Linked DNA regions of Mus musculus: regions 1, 2, 3, 4 and 5 are each linked to region 6. Evidence: chromatin loops called from intact Hi-C (ENCODE). Cell type or tissue: heart. All regions are shown on one strand. Region 1 holds the start of Rpl15 (ribosomal protein L15). Region 2 holds the start of Rarb (retinoic acid receptor, beta). Region 3 overlaps Rarb (retinoic acid receptor, beta). Region 4 overlaps Nkiras1 (NFKB inhibitor interacting Ras-like protein 1). Region 5 overlaps Thrb (thyroid hormone receptor beta). Region 6 holds the start of Gm32121 (a long non-coding RNA gene).

Region 1 (5,000 bases), 860 kb after region 6:
TTAGATTTTGAGACCAAGCCAGCTGTTCGGGGACAATACCATTTCTTCCACACTCAAAATCACTTTGGGAAACTACTCCAAGGCATCGCACAAATAGAAATAAAAGTGTGGTTAAGTATGGCCTTTGTGAAATGTCAACATCCAGGCAGTTACCAGCCACTACCCATAGGTAGATTGTAAACGATGAAATAACACTACCAAAATGGACTATTCTTACCCATGATGAATTGACTGGAATAGAGAAAATTTCTCTATATTGTAGGTAGTCCTGGAACCAGAGAGCCATCTGCCTCTGCACACACCAGCTGCTAGAAAAGCTTAATGTCTGCAAGCTTAATCAAACTTATATTTGCTTGGTTGATATTAACTTGCAACCACAACCAAGTTTACAAATCTAATGGAAATAATCTGCCCTAAATAAGCCCTACTACATCCAATGTTCAACCTTCATCTCCAAATCCATACTCTAGATCCAACAGAAAGTGAAACCTCTTCCAACAAATTTACCTGGTCTTCTGAAAATAACACTGGATTCAATTCTCAAAATGTGGGTTATAGTTGATCTCACTTTTCTATGCACAAAACAGGTTTTGAAACCCTCTCTTCCTACACATTTCTAAGCAAAATCCAACTCTATAAAGTTTGTACTCATCAAACTCCCAAGCAGCCACTTCAGTGAACCAAAAGATGCCATCGTAAAGCTGTAGATTCTATCTCATGCACCAACACATCCAGGGTCAGTTTCAGGACTTTTTACCTCTTACAGGGTCTTACACACAGAACACCACTTGGCACAAACACTATATACACTTAATCTCATAAGCAGATAATGCAAAGTACATCAGAAACAAGATATGCCATCACCTGCAGTTTTCAATTATTGCACTTAACTTCTACATTTTCACAGAACACTCATGACAATCTGTAGACTAGTTTTAACAAATAACACCTTTAAGCAGAAATGACTGTCCTAAATTGTTTATTGGATATGAATTTTACAAATATCACGTGTATTAGCGGTAACGGTGGAGCTGGAGAGTATTGCGCCTTCTCCAGGCTGCACGGCGGGAACCACCAATAGTGTGGTGGAACTTGTGGCCCTTTCCAAGGCCACGGCTCTTTCGGCCAGCAGATGTCAGCCCACGCATTTCTCTGTGTTTGTGGACTGGTTTGGTGATCCACTGGGTGTCAGGATTTCTTCTGATAGCTTTATGGAACGGATCAATGAGGATAACCTCAAAAAATTTATATGTGGAATCTTCACCAACCCAGTAGGAATTCAGGACTCTCAAAGCCCCACAATGGCGCCCAGCTCTCTCCTAAAATATGCAGAGAAAGACCAGTCAGTTTCCTGTAAACTAGACAAAAATCCTTCTAACTCTGGGTCATGAGACTGAAGCAGGCCAGGTCCCCACACACCTTAAGAATTAGACTAGCTTAAATGACAGACATGTAGACAAAAGCACATAACTTTTTTTCTCCCTAAAAACCAGACATGAAATTGAGTGCTGTCCTAGTCCCCTTCAGCAATAGGGATCAAGCCCATAACCCTATACATTAATTCAACAAATGAAAAAAAAAGTTCTAGCTTGTGGAAAGGGGGCTCCTACAACCATTTATCAACCTAAGAGTAACTGATCACAGAATATTAGCAATGTAAATAAAACAGAATGGCCCAAAATTTTACAGTCTTCCAAAAGCATAGGGTCTGTAGAAACTAGTCCAGAAACCCAAACCCCTTTCCGCACATCCTCAAGCAAAACAGTAACAATGAGTACCGATAGTGACTAAGTACAAAACAACTCCATCCCCACCTTATACCGAGGGAAACTCCACCGGCTTCCCCGTTTCTTCCTAGCCCACCATTCCTAATGGGTTGTCAAGACAATCGATACTCCCAACAACTCACCTCAGCAACAGACTGAAGGCTTCGGGCAAATTTCAGCTGGTTAACACCATGGTGGACAGGCTTGCCGTAAGTTGCACCCTTAGGAACTGGGCGTTTACGACCACCACGGCGGACACGAATCCTGTAAATGACATAGCCTACACAAACAAACAAAACAACCCAACCACCAATACGTTAGACTAAGTTAAGACTTTCCAATGCTTCCTTTTAATTACAAAGATAGACTATGTAGACTAAAGTATATCTGTAACCTATATCACATTTAGCATAGCTAAATCAGGCAGGTTTTTTGGGGGGGGGGGCACTTCCAAACTGAGGCCCGCCGACTTTTCTGGGAGTGTTATAGACCACCCACATCGTGACCTCACGCACCTTGCTTAGCCTTGTATCCCAGTCTTCGAGCTTTATCAGGCCGGGTGGGGCGGGGAGCCCTGTGCAGCGCAGAGAGCTGGCGGTATTGCCAACAGCGGACCCTCAGAAGAAAGCGCATCACGTCGGACTGCTTCTTCCTCCATAGCTCCTGGATGTACTTGTATGCACCCATCTTGGCTCACCTTTTGAGAGGAAGAAGCAAATCGAAAGAGCGATCGCTGTCAAGGACATTGACTACGGCCTCTCCATCCTTCCTGGAGCCCCACCGTCCACCGGGAATGAGAAGGGCTCTGCAGAGGCAGCAAGGCGCAGGGCCGGCTGGGCGGGACTGACTATTCCATACTCCCGGAGGCCGCCAGAACTGGCAGCAGGGTTATAACCGCCACCGCGAGTAAGACCAGGAGAGCTTCGTCCCACCCGGGCGGCCTGATGAGAGGCAAGCCGAGGCCACGCTTCCATCCCACGCCTCCTTCAGTCCCCGGCCCAGCTCGGATCCTGCCGCCATTGCGTCTCTCAAGCCTCCCGGACGGCGGCGTATTCGTACCCTCTCCACCCCGTATCCTCACTAGGCGCTCGTGCGAGGCAGAAACTCCGAGGCCGTAGGGTCGCCGGGGTCGGATGGCTGAAGACTAGCGCGATTCGCGACGGATAGACACACAAACACCACCCCGCCGCCCTACCTGATGGCTGCCGCCAGAGGAAAGGAAGAAGGCTTTCTCCCACAATCCCTTTTGTGGCTCCTCCTCCCACCCCGGCGACCCTCCTTCCGGTGGGGCATTGTAGCCGCACTGTGCCTCTTGGGGCTTGTAGTCCCGACATCCAACCTGGTGGGCGGAGTCAGGCTGGGACAGCCCGCCGCTTCCGGATGCTCTCCCAAGCTCTCAGCAGTGCTCCTGAGCTGCCAAGGCTGCGGAAAGTGAGAGGCGGCGAGTTTGCTTACGTCACGTCAAGGGGCCGGAGGAAGCAGGTCGGGGACCGGCTCCAGAGGGACGCCTTCGGACCGCGGTGACCTGCGTGCTGCTGTCTCACTGCCCTGCAGTGTCAGGTTGGTGTTTCCACCGGCGCCTCGCTCCGTGATCTCGGAGCACAGTGACCGCAGGACGGCCGTGACTTGGTCGTAGGCGAAGTGGTACGCGTGGACCTTGCGTGTCCTTAAGGCCGGCCAGGGACTTTGGACTTGCGCGAACCAGGCTAGTGGGTGGACTGTGGTGCCCGTCCCCCTCTGAATTTTCCGAGGTGCCCGGGGACTTGATTTTATAGGCGTTTTTAGGATAGCAAATTGTTCATTTGCCATGACCCGTTTCAGGAAGAAATGCTGGCATTCTGCACTGCGTTCTTTATTGAGAAGTAATGGTGTATTGGAGTTTTTGTAGTTCCAGAATTTTCTATTTTCATACAGTTGTGTGGTTTTAATAAACTACGCTTGTTTGTGGCAAAGGTTTTGGGAATCATGTTTACCTTTTCCATCAATCTGTGGCTCTTCTTATCTTTTAGAATAAATGGCAGCTTTAGCATTTTAAGAGTCCTCACCTGTCCTATTTAAAAATTCAACAGATGTATTGCTTAATATGCGTGGAGCTCAGTCTCAGCTGCTGGTGATGCAGCTCAGACAACATACAAGTTCTAGCCTTGGGAGCAAGCGTTAACACTATGCTATGTATTGCTTTTGATGCCAAGTGTAAAGGACACACATTGAAGGAGTGGAGGGGTATTGAGCGGTACAGTGTCTCAGCGTCCTGGCAAGTGGAGCCTGGACGAGGTGGGGTTGGGGTGCGGGGGGGGGGGGGGAGGGGCAGTAACTGACTTTTTTCTCTTTTAAGCACATCTGGTGGAGCTTGCAAGTTAGCATGGAGTGAAGGATATGAATTCTTTTAGGACAGTCTTCAAAAATTTTTTAACGTTTATTTTTAGGCTATGTGTGTTTATTTATGTGTGTTTACTTGGATGTATGTTTGTGCACGACCACCTTTGTACCTGGGGCCCACTGAGGTAGGTGGAAGTGGTTGAAAACTTCCATGTAGGTGCTAGGAACTGAACCCTGGGGGCTCTGCAAGAGCCGCCAGTGTTCTAATTGCTGAGCCTCCTGGATGATTTTTTTTTTTTTAATAATGCTGAAGAATAAATTACAAGTCTGTGAGTGTAGTTCAGTAGTAATGTGTTTCATTGATGTGCAGAGACACCATGACCAGGACAACTTTTATAAAGGAAAACATTTACTTTGGGGCTGGCTTACAGTTTCAGAGGTTTAGTCCATTATTATCATAGCAGGAAACATGGCAGCATGCAGGCAAACATGGTGCTGGAGAAGGAGCTGAGAGCTCTACATCTTGATCTACAGGCAGCAAAGAGAGGTGTGCCTCACTGGGCATAGTTTGAGCATGGTAGATCTCAAAGCCCACCCCCACCCCACAGTGACACTCTTCCTCTAACAAGGCCTTACCTCCTTTTTTTTTTTTTTTTTTTTTTTTCCATTTTTTATTAGGTATTTAGCTCATTTACATTTCCAATGCTATACCAAAAGTCCCCCTTACCCACCCACCCCCACTCCCCTACCCACCCACTCCCCCCCTTTGGCCCTGGCGTTCCCCTGTACCGGGGCACACAAAGTCTGCGTGTCCAATGGGCCTCTCTTTCCAGTGATGGCCGACTAGGCCATCTTTTGATACATATGCAGCTAGAGTCAAGAGCTCAGGGGTACTGGTTAGTTCATAATGTTGTT
Region 2 (5,000 bases), 830 kb before region 6:
TACATTATGAACTCTGATTAACCGCCTTTACACGGTTGCATTCCTTGAAGAGACCATGTCATATTTTAATTACTTTGCACTGTTGAAATACATAAGGGGGAAGTGTTACTGAGCTCGTGGCTAATCCCAGCAAAGTTAAGTCCCCTCTCTACCCGTTACACAAATTGCATGGAATATCAGATTGCACTACTTGAAGAATGTTCAAAGTCCGTGGTCACCTTCTATTTTTCCCCTTCCTTTCGTACTTATTTAAAAACAAACAAACAAACAAACAAAAAACACCTATCTTCAAGAAAGAATAGGGTGGTAAGGGAGAACAGGGGCGCAGGAGCGTTTCAAGAAACCTCTCCAAGGGAATTTCAGCAGAGGGAATCCATATGCATGGCAGCCTATCACACCCCTTCAGCATTAAATCATTAAACCCTTTGTCTTGCCACCACTGCACTTTATTCCAGTGTCTTTATTGCATGCAAGAGAGACATTTATTTTTCCTTGGTAAAAGAAAGGAAAAAAAATAATAAACCTACATTGAGCAGTATGCCGGTGCTGCCATTCGGCCTGGGTGAATCCACTGAGGCAGGCTTTGAGAGCCTTTTCCTGCAGCATGCAGGAGGAAGGGCTCGCGGTGTAGAAATCCAGGATCTGCCCGGGACTCACTGACAGAACATCCATACAGTCAAACATGATCTCTCCGCACCGCGCTCTGCAAAAGTGCTTATCCTCTAGGTGTGGAGGCGAGCCGCACAGAAAAGTCCACGAACTCCATCAAACTCTGCCCCTTTTTTGGCACGTAGGCTGTTGGTCTTTTTCCCAGCCCCGAATCATGAATTATGACAGACAAGCCAGCTAAAAGCCTGTAATTGATCCAAATGATCATTTACCATTTTCCAGGCTCGCTCGGCCGATCCAGCCAGGGCGGGGGTTCCCGCACCGATCCCAAGTTCTCCCTTCCAGGCGACGCCCGCGCAGGCCTCCGGGAGCGCGCGGGTCCTACCCCGCCGGTGCCCAGACGCTCCCTGCCCGGGTGGCTCGCGTCCTCTGCATCCCAGTCTTGTGGCCGCGGCGCACGGGAACTCTGGTCCCCCCCTTTGGCAAAGAATAGACCCTCCTGCCTCGGAGCAGCTCACTTCCTACCACTTCTGTCACACGGAATGAAAGATTGAATTGCCTAATATATGCGAGTGAACTTTCGGTGAACCCTTCCCGGGCTGCTAACCTTCAAATGACCCAACCAGTCTGACATCACCAACTCCCAGGATTCTCACAGCGCTTAAAAACTCCCAGCAGCCCTGCAAGAGCCTTCAGCCAGCGAGTCCGCGGCCAGCCGCGCGGTGCTCCCCACGGCTCAGCGTGCAAACAATGCCAGGAGCGCAGGGAGGAGCGGGAGTGCGGCTGCGGTTTGCGCCTTTTCATCGGCCGGCCCTGGCAGGGAGACCCTCGCCCTCAGCTCGCCTCTGAAATTCCTCTCTGCTCTCCTGTTCCTGGCCAAGCCCTTGCAACTTAGGTATCTTTCCACTCCCGTAAAAGCACTCCGCAAGCCCCGAACTGCCCATCAGGAGCCCCGCCACCGCTCGCAGAGGGAAGCCTCTGGGGCCGGGAAACTTTCCATTAAGCCTGCCGTCTTTTTATTCCTTCTTCATATTATTATTATTATTATTATTATTATTATTTCCTCCCTTTTTCTCACTCTTTCAGGCTTTAGCTGAGCTCGCTGAAGGGATTGTCCTAGCTCCGGAGGGGAGAGAAAAGTCCCTTCTGGGATCTACTTAGACTTTAAAAACCCTGCAGGCAGAAACACCTGGAGCAGTCACAGATTAGTTGCACCAAACTCTGTTCCTAATCTCACCTTTCTCTTCTTTCTATCCACCACCTCCCTCCCCCCACCCCCCACCCCCCACCCCCCATTGCCAATCGCACTCTCACAAACACAGAAAGTGAAAGGCAAAACACAGAGACTGAGGTGTGTGTGTGTGTGTGTGTGTGTGTGTGTGTGTGAGAGAGAGAGAGAGAGAGAGAGAGAGAGACAGACAGACAGAGAGAGATATAGAGACAGAGAGAGACAGAGAGAGATATAGAGACAGAGAGAGACAGAGAGAGATATAGAGACAGAGAGAGACAGAGAGAGATATAGAGACAGAGAGAGAGAGACAGAGAAAGAATTTTAGATTCTGGTTTGCTGGTTGGTGAAAACAGTAACTCTGTCACTGGCCATCTGTGTGTCTAGGAAAATACTGATTTTCTCTAGGACCCAGTTTTCTCATCTGTATACCATCCATAGAACGTAAATAACTACCTGTCACTTCTCAATAAACACACAAAAGGAATATTAGCAGTGTCTCAGCCTCCTGTTTCTAGCTGTGGGACTTTTGCCAAGGATACCCAGACCTTCCTGAGGCTACAGTGTTCAGCAGTTAGTAGACTTGTGCCCTGTCTGAACCCACGCCAATCCTCAGTCTATGCACAGAGTGTTGGTGGCCACTTCGTCAGGCACAGGTCCCCACACATAACGTGGAGTTTGAAAATACTCCTCATACTGGGCAAGTATGAGGGTTTTATAATTCTGAAAGCTAGACTTGGCTCAGACCACCCCTGTCCAATTATACCTGTTTTAAAAAAATACAAATAAAAAACCTAATCTTCAGACAAGAGGATTTCTCTTTTCTTTTTTTAACTGGTTACACTGACTCAGCCTAGGGGAAGGAGCAGAATTTTTTTTAGTTGTTCTCAAAAACCCAGAGGCAATTAATATAGATGCAGCCAAACAGCCAGCACTTTCAAAAAGGGAAGCCACCTGCAGCTAGCTTCCAACTTCTCCATTGGAAAGAAGATGCCGGGCAGAGCCAGACTCTGCTTCCTTCTCTGCCAAGCTGGGAATTCTCCCACAGGAGGCTGGCAAGGAAATGGGTGGGGAAGCCCTGACTCCTGTCTTCCTTTGTGGGCAGTGCAGGGAGGGAAGGACACTGACACACAGGGGAGCCTGTCAGGTACACCCACCCTTGCTGAAATGCCCTTCTGACTAGTTTGCTATTATTTGGCTGTCCTGGCACAGGATGGGAGCATGCTGCACACTCCTCCTTAGGGAGTGAGTGTCCCTAAGAAAGCCCTCTATACCTGCAGCATAGGAAGCTCAGCGTGCTGAAGGGAGAGCTCTCACTGGAAGTGCACACTGTTTTGCTTTCCTTTCTGTAGCCATTTTGTTAGAAACTTGTCAACTACAAAGACAACACACATTACAAAGCGACCACTTAACTGACCACCACTGAACAATTGTAAAGATACAAAACGCTGGGCTATGTGTGACTTTCTGCTTGGCCCAAGAGACTTACTGTCCCTGAATGCTTCCTTGAGGTCTTGGGTTCCCTGGAAACAGAGTCACGAGCACCTAGTATTGGAGGTGGAGGAAAAGGTATGGGCAGAGGGGAGAGGAACTGAACAGAACTGAAATAAGTTAGAGGTGAGAAAGCTTGGCACCATGGCAGATACCTGTGTCTCAGGTGCCCTTTCTCCAGGAGGCTGCTGCACTTCCTTGTGGAAATTGCTAATAATGGTCCCAAAGTGCAGGGAGGCAGTGGTCATGGGAAAGAGAGGTTGAGCCCAGAAATGTCTTCCACAATATTCCTCCTTTGTGTGCCTGTGTGTTGCTAAAATTCCTTTTCTTCAGGAGACCTAAGCAATATTTAACCCTTCTCCTAACCCTATGGTTCCAAGGACAGAGGTCAGTATTACTAGAGGTCACTCTAAGGAACTTTGAGTTTACTGGGCTTCCTTACAAAGCATAATTGAAAAGTCACTTACAGGGATGTGTGGGGGTGCTCCCTCCCTAACTAGGCACTCTTGGAAGGTCTGTACTTCAGCAGAGAAGACAGCTTCCCCACAGCTATGTAGATGAAGACCACATTCCTCATATATTTAAGGCCTTCCCCAGGCCATGGGCAATTAAGGCAGAGTTGCATACAACAGGTGGTGGGGGAAGATGTCACCCTCCCCAGTCTTTCCTGGGGTGGAGCAGTATTATCAACAAGCCTAGCTAGGATTATCCCTTTGCAAGGGGACATAGCTGAAATCCCCAAGATAGCAGTTGCTTGGCTGAAAGGATACAGTCTCTAGCAAGGCTCTTTGTGGTTGTGGTGTGGTGATTGCTTGTGATTGGGGAATTTCTTTTTTTGCACAAGGATAATTTAGATTTATAATCACCTCGAGATTCTTTTAATTGTAGAGAAATGAACTTGATCAGTATTTAAATCTGCGTGGATGGGATATTATGGACTTCTTATAATGTAGTGGGACTCATAGTCAGTGAGTCATTTCTCATCATGGATTAATTACACCATTGGCAGCGATTGAGGCTATTAGGAAGTATTAATTCAAAAGCGGACTCAAGTTAACCACATTTCTTATCATTTTTTGGTCAGTAAATCTTCTCCCACCTTTTGAAAACATGATTCTTCTCTGAAGTCTTTCTTTTAAATAGAAGTAAGGAAAGCACCAATGAACATACACTATAAGTATATGCTCATGTATGATAGTGACTAATAAATATGGTAGAGTTAAACCTGAACCAATGTGTTCACAGTGACGCGTAAAGGAGTGACATCACTAAGTCTGATTTACATAGCTAGAAAGAACCGTTCCCATACCCTCCACAGACACCTGTTCTAACATGGACACCTCTTCTATTTTCTCTATTTGATCAATGGTCTAATGAACAACAAGAAAAACCAAACAAACAAAAATCCCCAAAAGTTTGAGAGTCAAATTCATTTTGTTTAAGAGTCACTGTGTACTTGTTTGCCAGTGTGACACAGCACATTTGAAAACCCTAATCATAAAGCATGGATTTATAGCCAGAGTTCAGGATCTACATCTGTTTCTCTGGGTTTGAAGCAGCAATTACCTCCTGGACAATCCTGAGTGAAACGCCATGAACCATGCTCAGCAAACATGTCAGAGCCAGAGAGTTTCCTGAAGAAAGAACCATGTCTGAATGCACATAGACAGCT
Region 3 (5,000 bases), 840 kb before region 6:
GGGCTACCATGTGACTTCCAACAAAGTGTGTTTGAACTGTATCTAAAATCACTGAATTAAGAAGAGAATCTTAACAGCCAGCAATAATCATTATGACTATTGTAATTTTGACCAAAAAATGATGGTTAACTAAGGTTGGGATCCTCTATACTCAATGGGTACTTCAAGAAGGTAGCAGATAGCAAAGATCATTCAGTTTCACCATCCCATGGATTTCTTCCATTTCCTCTTCCCTCCTCTCTCATCTACTCCACTTTCCACTCCCCCTCCCCTCCCCTCCCCTCCCCTCCCCTCCCCTCCCCTCCCCTCCCCTCCCCTCCCCTCTCCTCCCCTCCTCCTATTCCTCTCTTGCCCTTATTTTCTTTTTGGAAATGGAAGGCGCTGCTTAAGGCAGCATCTCACACAAGCCACTAACACACATACATACAGACTAGAGTGGTGTGAAAAGCTGCACCTCCTGTTGCTTAGATGCTCAGGAACCTCAGCAATGGCCTCGCAGTCAGCCCAGCCTCAGGATCCTTGTTAGTGAGAAGGAACACAGCCCGCTACCAACAGGATGTGAGAACAAAGAGGCTAAAGTGAAACGGTTCCTCATAGTTCTAGCAGTTTCCTTCACGGTCTAGGACACCATCATTTATGTTAGAGAAAATAATGTAATTAGAGAAAATCATGTGAGCCACAATTCTGTGGTGATCCAGGCTTCCCATCCCACTCCTAACACTCCTGGGGGCCTTACTTGACATTAAGGCATAAAGCATTTTGCAGGAACTGTCTACTCAGTAGACAGTGATGACAGTCTAATGGCAGAGGCTAAAGACCTGCAAGGGAAAACTGTGTGGAAGAACAAATCAGCTTGGTGGGATTGTCATCCAGGCTCACAGTTTGCTGTGTGACCTCAGTCATACTGCTTGCCTACTCTGAACTTCTATTTTCTTATCTATATAATGTAGATAACAACATAGTCTGTGGAGGATTAACTAAATCTATATATAGCCAGCAATATAGAATTCTGTTAAATATATAAGGAGCCAAAAGGAAAACTCACTGAAAGTCATGGATTGTATGTCAGAATGCAGTACTCCCTTCCTGCTGTGTAGCACACATGCTACGATGTTGTGCAGACTAATGATCACTGGACACTCTTGCTACCCACCACGAAGGGGTAGATTTACTGACTGTTGTCTAACCCTGTCACTGGTTAAACACCAGAAGAGTAAAGGAAACCCGAGGCCACTCTGAGTCTTTAAGAGACACTTCAGCTTGTCCGTCTTGGAAGGCTGGCTCCTGGGTTATGAGAAGCCTCCCTAACAGATCCCCTGTCTGGTCTTCCAGACACCAGCCCTAGCCTAGGTCTCCTCCAGTAGTTAACAAGCACATGGCCCTTGGAGGGAGCTTTCCTGATTCTGGATGCCACTGTCCCAGATGATCCCACATTGAGTTTAGTGGAAGGACTGACAAGCTAAGTTCATCTACGGGATGGCTAGATAACAAAGTGTTGGGACACTTAGTTTTAGGGTGGTATGTTGCAGGACAGTTAAGTCACAGGAACAATCATGAAGAATGAGACATTTCCAAGAGTCAAAGTAAACTCAACTCCATCCCCAAGGAACATGATTATGCCCTAGATGCTCCAGCAATGTCCACAGAGAAGTGAGGTGGAGGATGCGCATTACCGAGTCATTCAGGGTAGACTTTGTCTTCTTTTGTCCAAGTTTAATCATGAGCCTCTACTGTGATAAAATGGATAAGTCTCTTTATCCCCAGCTGTGGGTCTCAGGGACTCCATCATCAATCTTAGAATTCCAGAGACATGCTTATGTAATGAGGTGTGTGTCACTGACACACCCTAGTTTCCTCTAAGTTTGGAGGGAGCAGAGACAGTGGCTAAAGGTTGCCAATACCCGGAGAGGTCAAATCAAGGCACCTCACACATGACAGACAGCCAAGAGTCTGAGCCAACAGGAACTCTGCAGGACCTAACCCATGGACCCATGGAGAGGTGATGAGGCTATGCAGGTGCCGTCACGACTGTGAGGACCATGTTAACTTTACAAGGGACAAGGCTTACTTGTCAGTGTCAGTAATGTGTGCAAATCTGAAACTTTGGTAAATGGCTGCCCCCGAATCAGTACCAGAGAACTGCCCAACCTTTGACAAGCAGGAAGGACTGTCATCTATGTGAGGAGCAACAGACAGAGGCGAAGGGATAAAGTAAAAATTAGTCCCAAAAGTAGCACCTGCTGTTCACCAGCATGCCCCTGCCCAGGCAACACACCAAACTCAGTCAAGAAAGCACAACCAGAGACCTCTGGATGTTCCCAAGAACAGAATCTTATTTTACACGTTTGCCAGTCTTTCCACAGATCCTGCATGGCAGACATGATTGTCTCCAATTCATAGCTTCAGAAATCGAGCTCACATTAAATCAAGCTATTTCTGATATCTCAGAACATTGGACAGATGTGGGGAGCAGAGGTGGAGAGATGTAAGGAAAGGTAGCTGTGGCTGGCAGCCAGGAGTCAGTCCTGAGTACAGCAGGGCAGCTCTCACAGCCTCTGCCTGGTGGCAGTCCTTCTCCTCTCACTGCATAGGGCACCACTCACAGGCAAATCAGCACAGCTCCTCTGTATACTCCTACTTGCCAATCCAGACTTCTTCTCATCTCCAGTTCCTATTGTTTCCTCTGATAAGCAGGGCCCCAGTGAACAATTAAAGCTTTCAATAAATAATCTCTAAGCACATTCATTTGATTGACTGTTATTTGATACAGCTGTTAGTTTCAATGGGGCAGTTAATATTGACCACATAAAGTACTCCAGACAAACATGAAACAGCTTCAGAACTCCATGCATTATTACCCTTTATCTGCCAGTCATCCGGGCTACTTATAATGGTCATGGAATTTAAAAATCAATAATAACAATTAGTGTTCTGTACACCCAAACAGATCAATCATGTGAAATGTGTTTTCATATAAAAATCAAAGGGGAACAAGCCTGGAACACAGAGAAGGCTCTTTGAATCCCCAGTGCCTACTTGGCGAGGTACCTTCATTGGAGCCTTCTGGTCAGGTAGCTAGACTCAAACAAGAGTGTTCAGGGCGAAATGTGGCTACACACACAGGAACACAGAATCTCTCACAAGATGAACATGATCAAAGGAGCGCTAACAAACACTAAAATTAATGGAACTGGTAATTTACATCCTCAGAGACGCGTGGCTAGTTACCTTTCATTTGGTAGGCATTGATGGCGATTATTTTGCTGAGAAATGGCAACAGCAGTATTTCAGCTTCACACACTGCCACTGCAATGTCTAGATAATTAAAATTCAAAGCAATGAGGAAACATCTCATCCCGAAGCTGTAAGCAGCACGGTACACGAAGCCATCCATTCCAAAGACTTGTTTTTCATCAATTATTTGTTACTTTTCTGATGTAAATATAAGAAGGACTAATTAAAATGTATGACTTTTATACAGCTTGTTATTAAAGCCAATGAAAGCATTCTGAGGACCATAATAAAATAATTACGTGTGCCTTTAAGAATTCCCTTCGCAATACACGGTGGTACTGAGTAAAATGAAAACCTCGGAAACTGTATTTTGAAGCCTCCACTTCCATTTTAGCTAATTATCCCCACAAGCTTTGCAATAGACCAGACCCTAAAAAATCATCTGAAGCTAAAAGGACCTTCAGACTGTCATCAGCCTTTTCACAATTATGGACTTTGATGACACAACAAAGGCCGTAGCTGTGGCAACCGTTAATATTTTTGAGGACATGAAGTCATTATATTGCTTCTTCATCTGTTCTGGAAATGGGAAGAAAATTGGGAAAAATGAGATCCCGTTCTCCTCTCCCCAGTTAACTGCTGCACTTGTTTAGTCTTACCTGCAGTATTTTGAATTTGGCAAAGTTTTCATTTGTGAAAAACAGTAGTTAATACAGAGTAGCAAAAACCACCATTCTTGTTTTGTTTTGTCTTTAGAAAGGGACTTACATAGCTCAGTCCAGTCAAGTGCACTGGTCCTGATTTCCTGATTCTTCATCTTTCACCTCCAAAGACCTAAATTACAGAAGGGTACCACCAAGCTCACCAGAAAAACAAGCTTCTCCCTCACATCCCAAGACCAGGTCAATTTAGGGAAATAAGTCCAGATTAAAGTTTACAAAGCTGTGATCTTTAAAGACAAGTGTAAGCTTAGAGAGCGGGTGAAACCTTCCATTGGAACTTTTCTACCTCTCAAGACAGGCACTTGGGAAGTGAAAACATGGGTTTCAAGTGAAAAGGAAAATGGACGTGGCAGGAAACAGACTTAGGGTCTGGCAGTGAACAAATTGGTCATATGATGCAGAGCAGGGCAGAAACTTTGGGCTGAAGAAGCTAAATGGAGGCTGCAGGGATTGGCCCTAACAGCGAGGAACTGGCAGGGTTTGTGGGTGGTTGGTACCCACTGATTGCTGGACTTTGTTAGAAGGCAAAGAACCCCACATCTGGCAGCTGAGGAAGGGGCACCCACTACAGAGTTGTAAAATCATGTCTCAGAAGACATTTATTAAAATACTCGTTTTCTATCAAATTATTTTTGGTATTGCTGTGGCTTGTTAGAGCCAAGATTGCTTACCATGACTCTTCAATCTGAGATTTCTTTCTCCCCTCTCTGGGTGGGATCTCTCCTTTTGAGGCCCTGAAAACCTGAATTCTTGAGGCTCATCTGGTAGGAATGATAGTCTGACATCACTTCCTATAATCCTAGTCTTTTTCTGTGTAATCCAGAGTCCTACCCAACTCACCCCTTTGCAGCTCTGCACCTAATGAGGCTGGAGAGCAAGCAAATCCACAGTCCTGTGCCTGCCTGAACCTGCCTGAGACAGGCAGAAAGCCCCAGATGTCACAGTTCCTGCTCTTGGTAGTCAGAACTTTTAACCCTCTCATTTAAAGAGGCTTGAGTAGGATGGGATGCAGATCTCACATCAACTTTGTTTTCTTTAATTTGT
Region 4 (5,000 bases), 880 kb after region 6:
ACTTACAGTTAACAGCTTAAGGTATTTCACTACAGGTTTCCACAAATTGTGATTCAACCCTTGAAGTAATTTGCATATAAGATAAAATACATTAACTACATGGTGTCTTGTAGCCAGGTGTCCATTTTACATATACGAGGTAACAAACTCATCTTTGCAAACTTGTTAAATACCATTGTTTCCTTTTAAGAAGGAAAAACAAATTCCATTTTTTTTGAACAAGAAAATAGGACTTTACATAAATGACATGTACCTATACAAATTTAAGCTGATCAATGGAACACAAGTATCTACACATGCTTTCTTTTGTACTAAAAGTCAGCTAATCTTGCAAAGTTTCAGCTCTAAAAGTCGCTATTACCAGTTTGTCTACTGTAGCAAGATACCTTAAGTTACAACAAAATCCTGGGAAGTAAGACTGAATAATATCTGATATAGAAATAGCCTACTCTTTACCAACTCCCACCCCCACCCTTTCAAAATCATAAGCAGCTCTCTTCTGTGACAGACAAGTCATGTAAGAACTGAAAACCCAGTTTATGTAGCGTATCTCTTGGTCCACTGTCTGGCCATTCTGTCGTGTTCTGCTCTGTTGGTCATGTACTGAGTGGCAATACTTCCCACCAAAGGGTCAGCTGGAAGAAAAACATGTATGTTACTTTGGAGAAAGAAAATCAGATACTTTGCCCATGTCTGAAACACTCACTGTCAGAAGGTGTTTTCTTCTAATCTTTAAAAACAGTTTTTAAAAAGGTTTATTTTATGTTTTTGGGTACTCTGTTTGCAGGTTATGGATGTGGGCCCCTAGTGGGTGCTGGAAGCTGAACCCCTCTGCAAGAACACTTGCTCTTCAGCTGGGCCACTGTTTTAGCCCTTCATCTAATCTTATCTAGAAGGGTGGGAGGAGTGGCCTTGGCTTCATTTTCTTATTCTACTTTAGTTCTCTCTCAACAAGTGACACTCTTTGTTCTCCATGTGTATGACCAAGGCTCCAAGACCAACTTTGTTCAACCAATTAGAGCTGTAGATATTGGGAAGTCTCTCTGGCTGGTGCAATTGGCAGTATCTATTGTATAATGTATACCTAGAAAAGGCCAAAAACCCAGACTTCCAAATAAATGTGTTTCTCTGAAAATGGAATGCCTAGTTAAATTTGTATATTTAAGCAGAAAAATAAATAATTTCTTTCTTTTTAAAAACAATTAGTCCCAATAAGATTACAATTCTGAAATTACCAAGTGCAGAAAAATACCTCTTTCTAAAGTGAGCACTGGCTGTGGTCAAGTGCTCAGTGAATCCTCATCAAAACTGGCAGCAGAGCTGCACCCAGCCTTAGTGAGCTCAGAGTAGCTGCCTTTTCCAACTAGTGCACTAAACAATTGATTAAAATGTCCTTTAATGGTCTTAGCTTATGTGGAAAACAAGAAACATTTAGTAAGAAATACAGTGCAGATGACTATTCGTCTTACCAGGATTGCAGTCTGTAAGGAGTGAGCAGATAGAAAGGAGGACTTTCGAGATGGTTAGGGCTGGGCTCCAGTTGTCTTTCAATATGTCCAAGCAAATAACTCCTTGGCTATTAATATTACAGTGATAAATTCTTGTACGAAATGTAACCTAAAAATAAGGCAGTTGTCAAGCAGCATTCATGTAGGAGGCATTATGACATTTCAGGTAGACGCTGTTGAAGTGAGGCCACACTCAATTCTCCATCTCATTTTACAGCAGTACCCACTGCCAGATACTTCTTTACATTTTTTCTTTTCTTTTTTTTTTTTTTGTTGGTTTTTTTTTTTTTTCATTTTTTCTTTTCTTGATCAGGCTAGTCTGGTACCATATATCCCAAAGTAGCTGCAAATTTTTGATCCCTCTGCCTGCTTCTGTTTCCAGATATGTGCTACTAGTAACATCTGGCTTAATTTTAATGTTCTAAATATGACTATGTCTTAAGTTTGGATTGTTAGTTGTTTGCTGACCTCTTGTGTTAGCTGGAAGTAATACACTGCTTCGGAGTGTGCGTAAAATCTAACAAGCTAGACAATAACTAGCACAGTTTTAAGCATTTACATCTAGAAATGCCTATTGCCTACTGAGGAGCCAACCCAACCAACAGTCATCACATTCACTTAAAACTGGCAAACAATACACAGAAGGAAGCTGAGCTCTTCTGCCACACAGATCTAGACTGTACCGCAGTACACACAGCTGTTACTAACATGCTTTAACAGGACAGCAGCACACAAATGGAAGACTCTAGCTTTTGTGATTACAATGAAAACTTGATCTCTCTCAAGGAACAGTTAATGTCAGGAGACACTGGAGACTCCTTACCTTTGGAGGCTTGAAAGGATACTCTGGTGTAAAAGTAATGTCAAGGAAGAATACTCCACCTTCATACACAGACCCTGGAGGACCCAGAATGGTTGATCTCCACTCATAGATGTTGTCACCCTTGGGACCAGCACTGTGAAATAATACAGGAGCAGATAAAGACATGGTGACATTGCATCAGAAAAGGGAAAAAAACCCTCCCCTTATCCTTTTGGTTTAATGTCTGGGTTCTCTTCATAAAGAATATGGTAGTGAGCCAGGACAGAAGAACACCAGACCCATTCTAAACACTCTAGCTGCAGCTAGACATGAACTTTCTTCAACTCTCAAGCGTAAGGTAAACATCAATTAAAGATTCGTTTCTTAGAATATAAGCCGCTGACTATTATGATTCAAAGAAACTCAGGGCAAATCTCAGTACCTGTGGCTTCTCCAAACACTTCTCACCCAGGCCAGGGTGAGACCTGGGGACAGGGCTTCTGCTTCCCTTCCCCCACCTTCTCTTCATTGTACTGCTCAGCTATTTTGACTATGGCTCTCTTGGTCCACACCGCAATCTTGAGCTCTTGTTTCACTCTTGGTCAGCTTGCCCCACCCCCCTTTTCTTGTCCTCCCCATCCCCATGCCCAATAACTCCATTCAGTCTGTTAGCTTGGCTCAGTCTGGACTCTCCCAATGTCTCTGCCTGTTCTCCCCTTTATCTACAATAAAATCTAACCATACCTAGGAGTGATCATGTCCTCATTTTTCATTCAGTGACAAGTTTTCTCATTGCTGCATCATTTCTGGTAAATAACAAGAATTTTTGCCCTAACTAAAGTACTTGGCAGAGTTTTAAACTCCACACTGACATAAAGACATACAACATTTGACTTCCAGCCAGCCTACACACACACACACACACACACACACACACACACACACACACACACTTGCTTTAGCTAGAAGATCTTCTGGCCCTCTGAGACAGAGTAGCTCAAACTGTCTTCAAAGTCACTCAGCCCTCACAAATGCTGGGTCATGGGTAATTCCAAGTTGGTGCCTATACTTCCTACCTTATAAAAATTAGTGAGTGAGAGAGGCGAATGTCAATGATGTAATCAGTTTTCACTTCAGTGTTAAACTAAACACGAACTTTCATTAGCCATTAACCAAACCCCATTCTTGTTAAATACAATATACTTGGTTGTACCCTTACTCGGCTATACCATCCTTCTAAAATATTGCATTGGCTTCCAGAGTGCTCTGTATTCAAGTACCTTAGCAACAGCAGTAAAACTTGCACTCCGATTCTAAGACCTATAGAGTAGTAATACTCTTTGTAGTAGTAATTTCTTACTACTAAGGTAGGGTACAGGGAAAGACTAAAAAATGATTTATTTCTATTTGTGTATCCCCCCCGCCCCCACACTGCCTGCTCTTACAAGTCAGAGGGCATGAGATCCCTGGAGCTGGAGTGACATGTGGTTGTGTGCTGCTTGACACAGATACTGGAAACTGACTGGATCCTCTGGAAGAGAATCAGGTGCTCTTAACTGCTGAGTGATCTCTCCAGCCTCCAACAAGATCTTAACCAGCTCTCTCCTAGGAATATACTATGATCCCCCTAGTAAAAAGTTACCTTTGCTTCTTCGTTTACTGAGAACAGAATGGGTTCTCAATTATCAAAAGTTAGCCTGTTTGTGTCCCTTGCTTCCAGTGGGATGGTCACTAGGAGGTTGGGCCTTTGGGGACAGTCAGGTCAAGAAAGTAGAAGTCATTATGTATAAGCTTAGTGTCCTAAATAAGACCTCACCACCAGAACATTTGCTTCTTACCTGCCGAGGATTAGTGCAACAAGACAGCTGTCTGGAAACTAAGAAATGGTTCCTCACTGCACTAAAACTGCTAGCACTTAAGTCTTGGATATCTTGTCCCGAAGTGACAGAGGAGAGCTAAGGCCTTTAAAGTTCAATCAACACTATTCTACCAAACTGCCACAGAAAACTCTTCATTGTCAGGCTGGCAAGATGGTTTAGCAGGTAAAGGCATATGCTGCCAAACCTGATGACCCGAGTTCAATCCACAGAACCCTCATGGTGGACAGAACCAACTTTCCATACACATGTGGACCAGGCTGTCCTTGAATCTGAGATCCATTTACCTCTACCTCCAGAGTGCTGGGATTGAAAAAAAATAAAGGACCGTGAAAGCTGAGCTAGAAGCAGACAAGTAGACATCAGCAGGAAGTGAGAGTAGAGAAAAGGGTTCTGATGTCCATGTGAGCTAACAATGTTTTAAAACAGAGCCCAAGATTTTCTGGCACTCATGATTTGACTGCTACTCCATAAAAGGCACCCCTTGGGAGCAAGAGGGTTAAGACTGCCAACTGGCCACAGAGGCTAACATCAAACCTTCACCTGCATTGAAGTCACTTCTGGATTGTTACACATGGGAAGGCGGGTACTGCTAGTACCTGGTAGGTAGAGGTCAGCACTAAGCACCCTGAAGTACACTCTACAAAGCACAAAACAATTACTTCAGCTGCAGATCCCGGCAGTGCTGAGGCCAGGAAGCCCTGCCTTGGAGAGCATGGCTCAAGGTCAAGCTTAGAAAGGAAAGAGTTGTAGTTTTGTTACAATAATAGCTATCATTGTTTTACTGCTCTGTGCCTGCTTTAGAAAAAGAAA
Region 5 (5,000 bases), 560 kb after region 6:
ATGCAGACATCTGTAAAAGAAATTCTTTGAAATTTTGAAGAGGATTTTTTTTAATGGCAAAATAATTTTTTTCCCAAAGGAATTAGGATGTGAAACAGTGGGTCTTTGTGTGTGAATGGGCATGTGCTCAGGGTCTCTGTGTGTGAGTCGGTGTGTGCTCAGGGTCTCTGTGTGTGAGTGGGTGTGTGCTCAGGGTCTCTGTGTGTGAGTGGGTGTGTGCTCAGGGTCTCTGTGTGTGAGTGGGTGTGTGCTCAGGGTCTCTGTGTGTGAGTGGGTGTGTGCTCAGGGTCTCTGTGTGTGAATGGGTGTGTGCTCATATTCACTTGAACTACAGTTCAGATTTACTAGCAGATTGTATTTTCAGATTTTATAGGTTGCAGTAAAACCATGCCTGTCTTTGGATTATAGCAAAATGCCAGCATCCCCGTGACTGAAGGACCTGGTGAACAGTTTAACTCATTCACAACTGGAAACCAAGTTCATTCATGCACAGAATGTCATCCCTATCATTTATGAGAGATTTTGTTCTTAGTTATAAAGAGTTCAACATGTTAAACTTTTGTTTGTTAATATATTTTGAAAGTGAGAGAACGGGGAGTTCCAGCACACAGGATGCTGAGGCAAGAGGATAGTGAATTTAGGCTAAAAAAGCTAGTCTTCTGATTTAAAATTCTACAGTACAGGGGCTAAGAACACAACATTTTGAGATTGACACATTTGAACTAGAACATCAGCCTTTCCACTATGTTTAGAGCAAACTTATATATGTTATGTTGATAAAGCTATATAAGATACTGTGCTTAAATATTCAGGACAGCTGGACAGTGGTGGAGCACGACTTTAATCCCAGCACTTGAGAAGTAGAGGCAGGTGGATTTCTGAGTTTGAGGCCAGCCTGGTCTACAGAATGAGTTCTAGGACAGCCAGGGCTATACAGAGAAACCCTGTCTCAAAAATAGTAATAATAATAATAATAATAATAATAATTAAGCATAGTACCTGACTTATAGTGCACTTTAAATAGCAGCCACCATTTTCCCCTGTGGCTATACATCCTTATGTCACATAAATCCCTTGACTTGCTGAGCAAGGAATTCAGCCAAAGGACTTTAACAGATGAGGACAGTGAGGTGGTCTGTTTATGAAGCTCAGATCTTCTTCCAGCTCTTTCCCTAAATCATTAGAGTGCATTTTCATTATTCTAGTGTTGAAAGAAAATCAACAGAGGCAAACTTTGGGAGGTTCCCAGAGATACCACCAAGCTTAACTTGGATCTGGGCTTAAAATTTTGTGGGGAAATGACACCCAAGTGGTCTGAGTTACAAAGCCCAAAAATCTACTACAGTAAACTTCCCTCCTATATTAGAACACCAGTGAGTGATGCCTATGTTTGCCCTTGAGAGTTGGTTCTTCTTGTCTGCTCCATGATCTGCTACATCTATAGAATCCATAAGGAAAGCATTGTCTGATGGCCATTCATACTGGACATTTATTTCCTAGCTGGCCACCAGCCTTAAAGACCTACTCTAGCATGCATTCATCTTCTAGTGCTTGGGGCCTACTGTGTGAAGGACATTATACTTGATGTCTAACTGTGGGAAAAGGAACATTTGAGCCAAAGGACACAATCATCTCACTCCAAGCACCCCCAGATGTCTCCCATAAGAACCAAATGACCTTGAGTTGATACACAAAGGTTTACTTGGGGTCAGTGATTCAAAACAATAAACTGGCTTCCCTAAGTTACACAATAAGCCCCACCCCAAATTAGTAGGCTATCTGAACTAGCTCAGAATACTTTCATGTGTGGTTTGTGGGCTGCAAACTGATGCATATTGCTCTCTGCCAGTTCAAGGTCAGAAATGGAGAACGAGCTGCAGAAACTTTCAGTGTCTTCTCATCAACCAGATTCAACACCAGTGAGTGCCATTCCCCAAGCCAGACACAGACCAGTTTGGTGCTGTGAGACTTGCCTGGTCAGCCACATGTAGCCAGTACTATGCCAAAGTCTTAAGCAAGAAAAGGAATGTATTGGTCTCTAATGCCTGAGATTTCTTAGTGTTCTTTTACTTAAAATAGTCTGCAAATCATTGACTTATCTGTAAAATACTCTAAAATGTATTTTGCTTGGAGCTTCTTTGGAGTTTCTAGCTAATCTTTTGAGCAGCACATCTATGTGCTTTAATCATGCTAAGTGAAGATCCCTGGGACCCCTCATATTCTGCATCAGAGATTGTGCCTCCTTCTCCCTTCCTGAGTCAGAGCTGATTTATTCTGTGCTCATTGTTGCACACCGGTTAGTGGCACTAACACTATTTCCAGAGGCTTGTAGAGATGAGAGTCTAAGCTGAGTGTGGTGATTCACTCTGTAACCACAGCCCTCCATATGCCGTGAAAGTGCAGGAGAGAGTGAGTTTGAGGCCAGCACGGACCTCATAGAGTCTTCTAGTAAAAGGACAAGAGGGAAGGAGAAAGGGGAACCTGAGGGCCCAGTTGGGCTGGTCTGGACCTCAGAATCTGTATTTCAACTGTCCCTTCTATTGACTCTGGACCAGTGTCCCCCAAGCCTTGCAGATATTCACAAGGACTCACGGCAAGAAAAGGCCTGCCACCTAGTGGGCTCTCAGGGATATGCCTGACCCTGTCTTTCCTGCAGCCCTTGGAGCCAATGGCAATCCAGTCTTGGGGATTCACTTTGGGCCTGAAAACATGCACATTCACCCCCTTGGTAACACTTCCTTGGTGATAGATCCCTTCTGGAAACCCCCTAATGCAGGATTGGAACTCGCCCTCCACTCTAAAACTATTCCAAGGCTACTCCCTTCTGCACACACAAACCTCCTAAAATTCTGTTGAGAATCACAGAGTTCAGCAAGCCCAGAAAGTTGGTCACAAATAGGGAGGTGACTCCTCAGAGCTAAACCTCAGCAACCCATTGTAACCATAAAGCAGGGCCTCTGTAACAGCCAGGAACTTTCTGGAAGGAGGCATGGGGGCTGCTGGGAGGAAAGCATCAATGTAATGATGCCACTGCAGTTTCTTTGTAAATCTGCGACATTCATGGTGTAAAAATAGATGAATCTTAGATTCCTGGGAAGAAAAATGTAATGCATTTTTTTTCTTTTCTAAACATTCTATATGGTGTTGCAAGGGAAATAAAAATTTCAGTAAGTCATAAGGTTACAAATAATTTATATAAATATTTTTGTTTCAGCTACCAAGGACAAACATTATTACAAATTTTATCACATTTTAGTTGTCTCTTTTATCTATTTTTAACAAACGTGGGTCACATGAGGCATATCATGTGTGACCAGCTTTTAATGCTTACCAATAAACCATCAGCATTTTCCTTTGCTATTAAATATTTTACTGAAAACTGATATTTATTGGCACTAGATTGTTCTTTCTTGTAACTAGAATATCATTTATTAAACCATCCCCCAAGGAACAAAATGCCAATGGAAGGAGTTGCAGAGACAAAGTATGGAGCAGAGACTGAAGGAATGACCATCCAGAGACTGCCCCACCTGGGGATCTATCCTATATACAACCACCAAAACCAGACACTATTGTGGATGCCAACAAGAGCTTGCTGACAGGAGCCTGATATAGCTGTCTCCTGAGAGGCTCTGCCAGTGCCTGACAAATATGGAAGTAGATGCTCACAGCCATCCATTGGACTGTGCACAGGGTCCCCAATGAAGGAGCTGGAGAAAGTACCCAAGGAGCTGAAGGGGTTTACAGCTCCATAGGAGGATCAACAGTGTAAACTAACCAGTACCCCCAGAGCTTCCTGGGTCTAAACCACCAAGCAAAGAAAACACATAGTGGGACTCATGGCTCTAGTTGTATATGTAGCAGAGAATGGCCTAGTAGGTCATCAAAGGGAGGTGAGGCTCTTGGTCCTGTGAAGATTCTATACCCCAGTATAGGGGAATGCCAGGGCCAGTATTCAGGAGTGGGTGGAATGGTGACCGGGGATGGGGTGAGACAGGGGGTTTTCAGAGGGGAAACCAGGAAAGGGGATAACATTTGAAATGCAAATAAAGAGCTGGGCAGTGGTGGTGCACGGCTTTAATTCCAGCACTTGGGAGGCAGAGACAGGCAGATTTCTGAGTTCAAGACAAGCCTGGTCTACAGAGTGAGTTCCAAGACAGCCAAGGCTATACAGAGAAACCCTGTCTCGAAATAAAATAAAATAAAATAAAATAAAATAAAATAAAATAAATGTAAATAAAATAATAAAAAACCATCCTCCAGGGCTTAGACAATTTAAAGTAATTTTTCAATAATTGAATTTAAATAATATCTTATGTCAATGAAGGGGCAGACTTAATTAATCCATGATCTTCGTAGAGAACAGGTGACTTAAATAGACAGTGACACATCAAATGATATATAGCTCCTATTCACCAAGGTAACAAAGTGCCCTGAAAGTCAGAGTCATAATCTACAAATTACCTTATGCTTTGCAATCCTTCAATATGGATATTCACCCTTTCAGTGGTCAATACTGTCACCAGGCCATCAGGAAGTGCATTAGTATTGAGAAGGTTGGATTACACAGCTGGAGCCCTTCCTAGTGGTCTGTCTGCCTCTGCTGTCCACTGTGCCCAACGCTCCAGAGACCATGGTCTCAGTCCCACTGAGTAAAGCATTGCTCCATACTCCTTAGACTGTCAAGGAGGATTAGTGCCCAACATGATATAAGGGTTCACTACTAGCTCCTCGAGTGCACAAGATAGCTGTGTGGTTTCATACTTCAAAGGCAGGAGACATAATCCATAAGTAAATAGGGGCAGAATGAAAAAGGAAGGACAAGGTACCAATTAGCATGAAATGGAGTAAGAACAAACTGGAAATGGTAACAGAAGGAAGGGGAACATCAGAACGTCAGGTCCAGGTCCATTCATCTCACTTCTCACTGAGATAGAGCACAGAGCTGTTGATCGACCACTGTGAGCTCTCCAAAGTCAGCATAGCTATTTCTATAATAC
Region 6 (5,000 bases):
CCTAGAGATCATTTGAAACACCTTGTAACTGCAATTCTATAATGAATCCAAATGTGTGTGGGGCACACATGTGTGAAATCAATAAATAACATCATGCTGCACTGTGTTGTTGTACTGTCCCACTTGGACACATAGTTCTTGAATCTCTGAATTCAAATACTTTTTTGCCCAGTGCTTAGTTGTGTGAGTTAAAGTAAGTGATTTCAAGTCCTCTATGCTTCAGATTTTATATCTTATAAAATGAGGCTAATACGTTCAGCATGCTATGAGTAGGACCTTTAAAAGACTTTTAAAATTTGATTTGAAATGTGTGTGTGTGTGTAGTGTAGTGTAGTATAATGAAGTGTAGTGTAGGCATATGTGTACATGGTAGCAGGTGCCTAGGGAGTCCAAAAGATGGCATCAGATCCTTTGGAGCTGGAGTTGCAGGTATTGCAGCTGTTGTGGATGCTGGAAATTGACCCTGGTCTTCTGCAAAAACAGCAAGGGCTCTTAACCACTGAGCCACCTAACAACCCCAGAACAGGGTCTTTCAAAACATTCATGGACACTGGGCACAAAAATAGTCTTACAAAAGAGAAGATGAGTAGTCATCTAAAAGTCTCTGAGTACTTTATTATGCTGCCAATTTATAATTTCAAGTTCAGCTCTTCAGTTTTCTCCTCACTCTGGAAAACCAATATATTCCTTCAAAGTCTCAACCATTTCTGTACTTTGCTGCCAAGTCACTGATCCTAGATACCCCTGCCTATTGCTTATGAGCCATGTCTGACTGTGAAGCTTATATCCTCACTAGGTGCTTCTAATTATGCTGACTCTCAAAAGCTTTCAACATCAGCAGGGTGACTCATGAATCTGAACCCACAGTTTCTGAGACTCTCTGTAAACAGGACTCTCTGTAGCCAGTACATGGCTAGCCAGCTAATGGCATTCAACTGTAGTGTCTTATTTATTTAGGAATCCACTGATACCCAGGCCAAAGTAGTCAACCAGACATGAGGAAGGCAGGTACATATCAGTGTGTCTAATGCTGTCCAGGGGTTCCATGAATAACTAAAGCCTGAGTTAAAAAGAGAATAAGCATGTCCATGTACCCAGTGAACAGGGAGGACCCCTTTATCACAGTGACTCTCAGTGTATAGTCCCTAGACTAGAAATCGTGGCTTCCCTTGAGAACTTGCAAGATAAACAAATCCTCCAACAGGCTATCTGGGGTGCCAGAAACCCTGGCTCCCAGCAAATCTCCTCATGCATTCTACAATTCTGAATTTCTATTCCAAAAATAAACATACCTGTGATTTGCTAATTCTCAGGGCTGCATAATTGACCTTTTTAGATAATTTCAAACAAAAGATGACTCAAAAGTACCACATTGCAGGGGGAAAAAGTTTCCCTCAAATTATTGGCAAACAGAATTTGAAAACCTCTGTCTCACCACCTACCTAGCAATCAACCATTCAGCCAGTAGATCTAAAATTGCCCTGTGCGTGTGGAAGGAAGCTGCAGAGGCCCTGCTGCCTCTTCCTAGGGCTCAAGTGGGGCTCAAGGTGTCATAAGTACATATGATTCAGAATGTCCTCTCTCTCTCTCTCTCTCTCTCTCTCTCTCTCTCTCTCTCTCTCTCTCTCTCTCTCTCTCATAGAGTCTCACACTGTAGTGCAGGCTTGCACTACATGGCAATCCTCCTGCTTCCTGAGTTCTGTTATTCGAAGCATGAGCTACTACTGTATATAAGCTTTCCTCTGATTACTCCCTCCCGCCTAAAGACACGTTGTAGCTAGAGTTGGGAAATGAGAAAAAAGGATGCCTTTGGGCTCATATTTTCCAAGGCATCAGGCCACAGTCAGCCAAGCCTTTGCTTAGGGACTGAGATGAGACAGAGCATTGTAGAATCAGGAGAATCATGATGTGCAACTGTGTATCTCATGGTATCCAAGAAACACAAAGCCAGACAAAAAAGGGCCAGAGCAAGAGACCCTGCAAAGCTACCCTCCCACCCTGTAAGCCATCTCCACTGACCAGTCTAAAGCTCCTAAATCCTCAAATCAGAACTCCATCAATAATTCACTGAGCCTTTTGGACCAGTCAGTCTCTCAAGGAACAGACTCAGCAGCTAGGAGCCAAACCTTGGATCTCTGTGCTTTTGAAGACCTGTATATTGGCACTATAACAGTGCTTCCCATGCGGCTGTCCAGAGTAGGTGTTTTGTCTTCCTTCTGACCTCTGCAAACCTTTCAATGGCTTGTCTCCTCTCTGTCCTCATTCATATGCTTAGAGCCCACCTGTCTTCATTTGTGTCTGATGATCTCATGAATAGCCCTGAGTTATTGTCTCACCAACACCTGCTGTTCCAATGTGCTTGACAAGTATCTTTAAAAGACCTGTCTAATCTCTTCAATCCAACACAACTTAGAAACTCCAAAACATTCTTCTCTAGGATGGGTTGTCATTGGAGCAGCATGCCTGGCTGTCATTTGGTCATTTTTACGAGCTATACTAGCCCTTCCCCAGTTTCAAAACTAACTTTCTTGGGCTTCTATTAGATGGCTGCATAAGCCACTGCTACCCTCCAGTGTGGTCTCTGCCTCCTTCTTGTCTAAGCTAATGGCTCCTGTCTGCAACAATATGCAGCATTGGAGTTCTTCATGCTTCCAGGAGGACATGCAGAGTGCCTCCCCTGTAGAGATGGTTTTTCTGGTTTTTTGTTTTGTTTTGTTTTTTCTCTTGTAGGTGTCAGCCCACATAGCCCAGGTACCTGGCACTCTGCTGCCCTCTGCTGACATCTCTCAACCTAGCATCAAGTCCCTGATTTAATGCTGAGAAAGGTTCAATGGAAATGGCTGTGTTAAAAGAATGATTAACACAAGAGGTTACCAGGGCCTAAGAAATGTAATATATGTAAACTTATCCTCTTTTGCTACCATTCTGTTTCAATTTCCTAAAACAAAAATTTTCTTAAGTAATTCAAACTATTTTTTATAGTCAGCTGTCATGTCTTTCTGACTGAGAGATAATGACCAGATGGAGAGATAGCCTCTGTTCAAAGCCATGCTGCAGCAGGAGTCAAGAACAAGCTTGTGAAGGACAGAGACTGTTCTGAAATCACAGGCATGGCTGGGCTGGGATAGCCTTCCAAGTTCCCAGGCCATCCATTGCCTTAGAACTGTCTGCTCATGGTATTCTGCTACATTAGCATTAGCTGTGGTTGTAGTTGATATATTCTCATCACACTACTATCTGCAGTCCCTATCTTATTTAAGAAGAAGAAGATGTCTCAGAAGAGCTAAGTAAATTTCCAGTAAAATGTAGAAAGTAATTAACTCAAAATTCATGTTGCTGTCCTAACTCCAAGCACCTCGAAGGTTCTTTGCCTTGTTTTAATTTTGTTTCAGAGAGAGGCTAATCTTGAACTCCAGGTGATCCCTAGATACTCCAGCGTTGGATACAGGTCCTTGGAGGATTTGTTAAGCTGAGCTGAGATGTTGGGGAGGAGGGATAACCTATAGGATTGGCAACCCTAAGAGAAGACAAATTGGACACTGATGGTTACTAAGGAAAGGCCATGTGAAGAACAGGGAGAAGGCTGGTGCTCATCAAAGAGTGGCTGGGAACACACCCTTCTGAGGTTTGCAGCCTGGCCACACCTTCACCCTGCTCTTGTACTTTAGCCTGTGAGAGAAACTGTTGAAAAGAAACTGACTCCTTAGCACTTTGTGGTGGCAATCCAACCAAATGTACATAGCAGCAGATGCTGGCCTGAGCCCAAGTGTGGCTATTTTCAGCCTTTGCTCCCTCAACAAAAGTCCTGGTCCTTGAATGTAACCTGGGGCAAGCTATAACCTGCAGTGAGCATAAACTGAAGTGCTATGCTCATTCACAGAATTATGCCCTGATTGCTCACTGGGTCTCTACAGCCCAAGATCATTTTCCTTTGGTCCAGTTGCCTACAGTATCTGTAGTTTTTAGAGGCTGTTTTATCCTTCTCTAACCTAGCCATAAAAGCTACCTTCAGTATTTGCTCCTCAATCCCCTGCAGGTCTATCCTAGGGTCACAAACATGCCCTGTCTTCTACTCCTGCTGTCTGATCTGACTCTCTTAGAAGTGCTTTTAGTGATTTTTTCCAGCATTCATGAGTAACTGGGATAGCCACATATTTTTCATATTAAAAAATAACCACGCTTAGCTAAGTTTTTCCAGTAAACAACTAGTTGATTCCTATTGCCCCTTTTGCCAAACCATGTCATTAGCTGATGATTTCACGAGGTCTGGAAAGGACTCATCTATGATTTTGCTGATTTGGAATCTCACCTTTCTATCCATTTAAGTTGGTTTCCAGTGGAAGGCAAGGAGAAGCTGCGTAGTACACCATCAGGTTCCCCATCTTCCGCAGCGTGAATGGAATGGAGGCCACATATTTTTGGATCCCACTTCTTCCTGTGTCCTCCCTCTTTGGTTTGCTCATTTGTTTTTCAAAGCATTTATGTTAATGTCTTTGTGGCATTTTGAGACGAGAAAGGAGGATCTGTAGCTCATATTCTTGTTGCAATATCAGGATAAAAAGACCACAAAAGTTCCCTGGGACTGTGCAGCCCACCTGAGGTTTTCTGACTCAGGAAATTGAGACTGTATCCATGAATCATGTAGTCAGGGCAACCGCAGGGCTAATCTTGCTCTCTCCTTGACTGCTAAGGATAAACATCTGAATGGAGACAAGTGTTTTGTACAACCAAGCAGGGCCTTCTGGGTAAGGGAGATTCAGGGGTCCCTTTGAACACCCAGCCCACATCCCACATGCAGAGGAGCCAGTTGAACATGTTCCTTGAGGACATCTCAGCGCAGATCTTAAACATATTTCAAGAAACAGAAAGGTGAATCTGGATGGCAGAGGGAGAATAAACAACTTACAGTTAACACAGCTATCTTCCAGGATTACTCTGAAGCCCAGGGCATGGGACTTGAACTCCAAAGGCAGCAGAAAACAAAAACAGACAATAAGTAA

The links. A loop is a pair of places that touch in the nucleus more often than their neighbours do. Peaks named below come from ENCODE experiments on the same cell type or tissue, not always from the same donor. Only the 100,000 strongest peaks of a DNase experiment are listed, where the experiment ranks them.
Region 1: a loop joins it to region 6, with 5 times the contacts of the local background. A loop is called at or near these places in 5 of 42 quality-filtered maps.
Region 2: a loop joins it to region 6, with 2.4 times the contacts of the local background. A loop is called at or near these places in 2 of 42 quality-filtered maps.
Region 3: it touches region 6 in a loop (2.2-fold over the local background); 2 of 42 quality-filtered maps call a loop at or near these places.
Region 4: a loop joins it to region 6, with 4 times the contacts of the local background. A loop is called at or near these places in 5 of 42 quality-filtered maps.
Region 5: it touches region 6 in a loop (9-fold over the local background); 25 of 42 quality-filtered maps call a loop at or near these places.

The regions. Positions count from the first base shown.
Region 1 is chr14:18,267,998-18,272,997 of GRCm38, forward strand. Rpl15 (ribosomal protein L15) reads right to left here and starts at 2,989. Exons shown (of 4, transcript NM_025586.3): 1 at 2,962-2,989; 2 at 2,282-2,463; 3 at 1,910-2,046; 4 at 1-1,319. The coding sequence starts at 2,453. The coding sequence ends at 1,014. Nkiras1 (NFKB inhibitor interacting Ras-like protein 1) reads left to right here and starts at 3,139. Exons shown (of 4, transcript NM_023526.4): 1 at 3,139-3,326. In heart, CTCF peaks have their summits at 2,982 and 3,184; DNase peaks (open chromatin) are centred at 2,324 and 3,134; H3K4me3 peaks cover 3,185 bases; H3K27ac peaks cover 2,325 bases.
Region 2 is chr14:16,574,331-16,579,330 of GRCm38, forward strand. It overlaps Rarb (retinoic acid receptor, beta), which reads right to left and starts at 1,146. Exons shown (of 8, transcript NM_011243.2): 1 at 528-1,146. The coding sequence starts at 684. In heart, CTCF peaks have their summits at 1,328 and 2,931; DNase peaks (open chromatin) are centred at 701 and 1,201; H3K4me3 peaks cover 1,992 bases; H3K27ac peaks cover 1,954 bases.
Region 3 is chr14:16,564,515-16,569,514 of GRCm38, forward strand. The region is part of intron 1 of Rarb (retinoic acid receptor, beta); the gene reads right to left. Among named protein-coding and RNA genes, the nearest start is that of Rarb, 8.5 kb to the right of the region's middle. In heart, a CTCF peak has its summit at 2,597; no DNase peak of the experiment used is centred here; H3K27ac peaks cover 222 bases.
Region 4 is chr14:18,282,805-18,287,804 of GRCm38, forward strand. It overlaps Nkiras1 (NFKB inhibitor interacting Ras-like protein 1), which reads left to right. Exons shown (of 4, transcript NM_023526.4): 4 at 1-1,199. Ube2e1 (ubiquitin-conjugating enzyme E2E 1) reads right to left here. Exons shown (of 6, transcript NM_009455.3): 4 at 2,332-2,464; 5 at 1,470-1,617; 6 at 1-635. The coding sequence ends at 538. Among named protein-coding and RNA genes, the nearest start is that of Nkiras1, 14 kb to the left of the region's middle. In heart, CTCF peaks have their summits at 1,993 (motif pointing left) and 4,775; no DNase peak of the experiment used is centred here.
Region 5 is chr14:17,964,935-17,969,934 of GRCm38, forward strand. All of the region lies in intron 4 of Thrb (thyroid hormone receptor beta), which reads left to right. Among named protein-coding and RNA genes, the nearest start is that of Nr1d2, 270 kb to the right of the region's middle. In heart, a CTCF peak has its summit at 2,616 (motif pointing left); no DNase peak of the experiment used is centred here.
Region 6 is chr14:17,403,398-17,408,397 of GRCm38, forward strand. It overlaps Gm32121 (a long non-coding RNA gene), which reads right to left and starts at 4,389. Exons shown (of 3, transcript XR_383103.1): 1 at 4,310-4,389. In heart, a CTCF peak has its summit at 2,777 (motif pointing left); no DNase peak of the experiment used is centred here.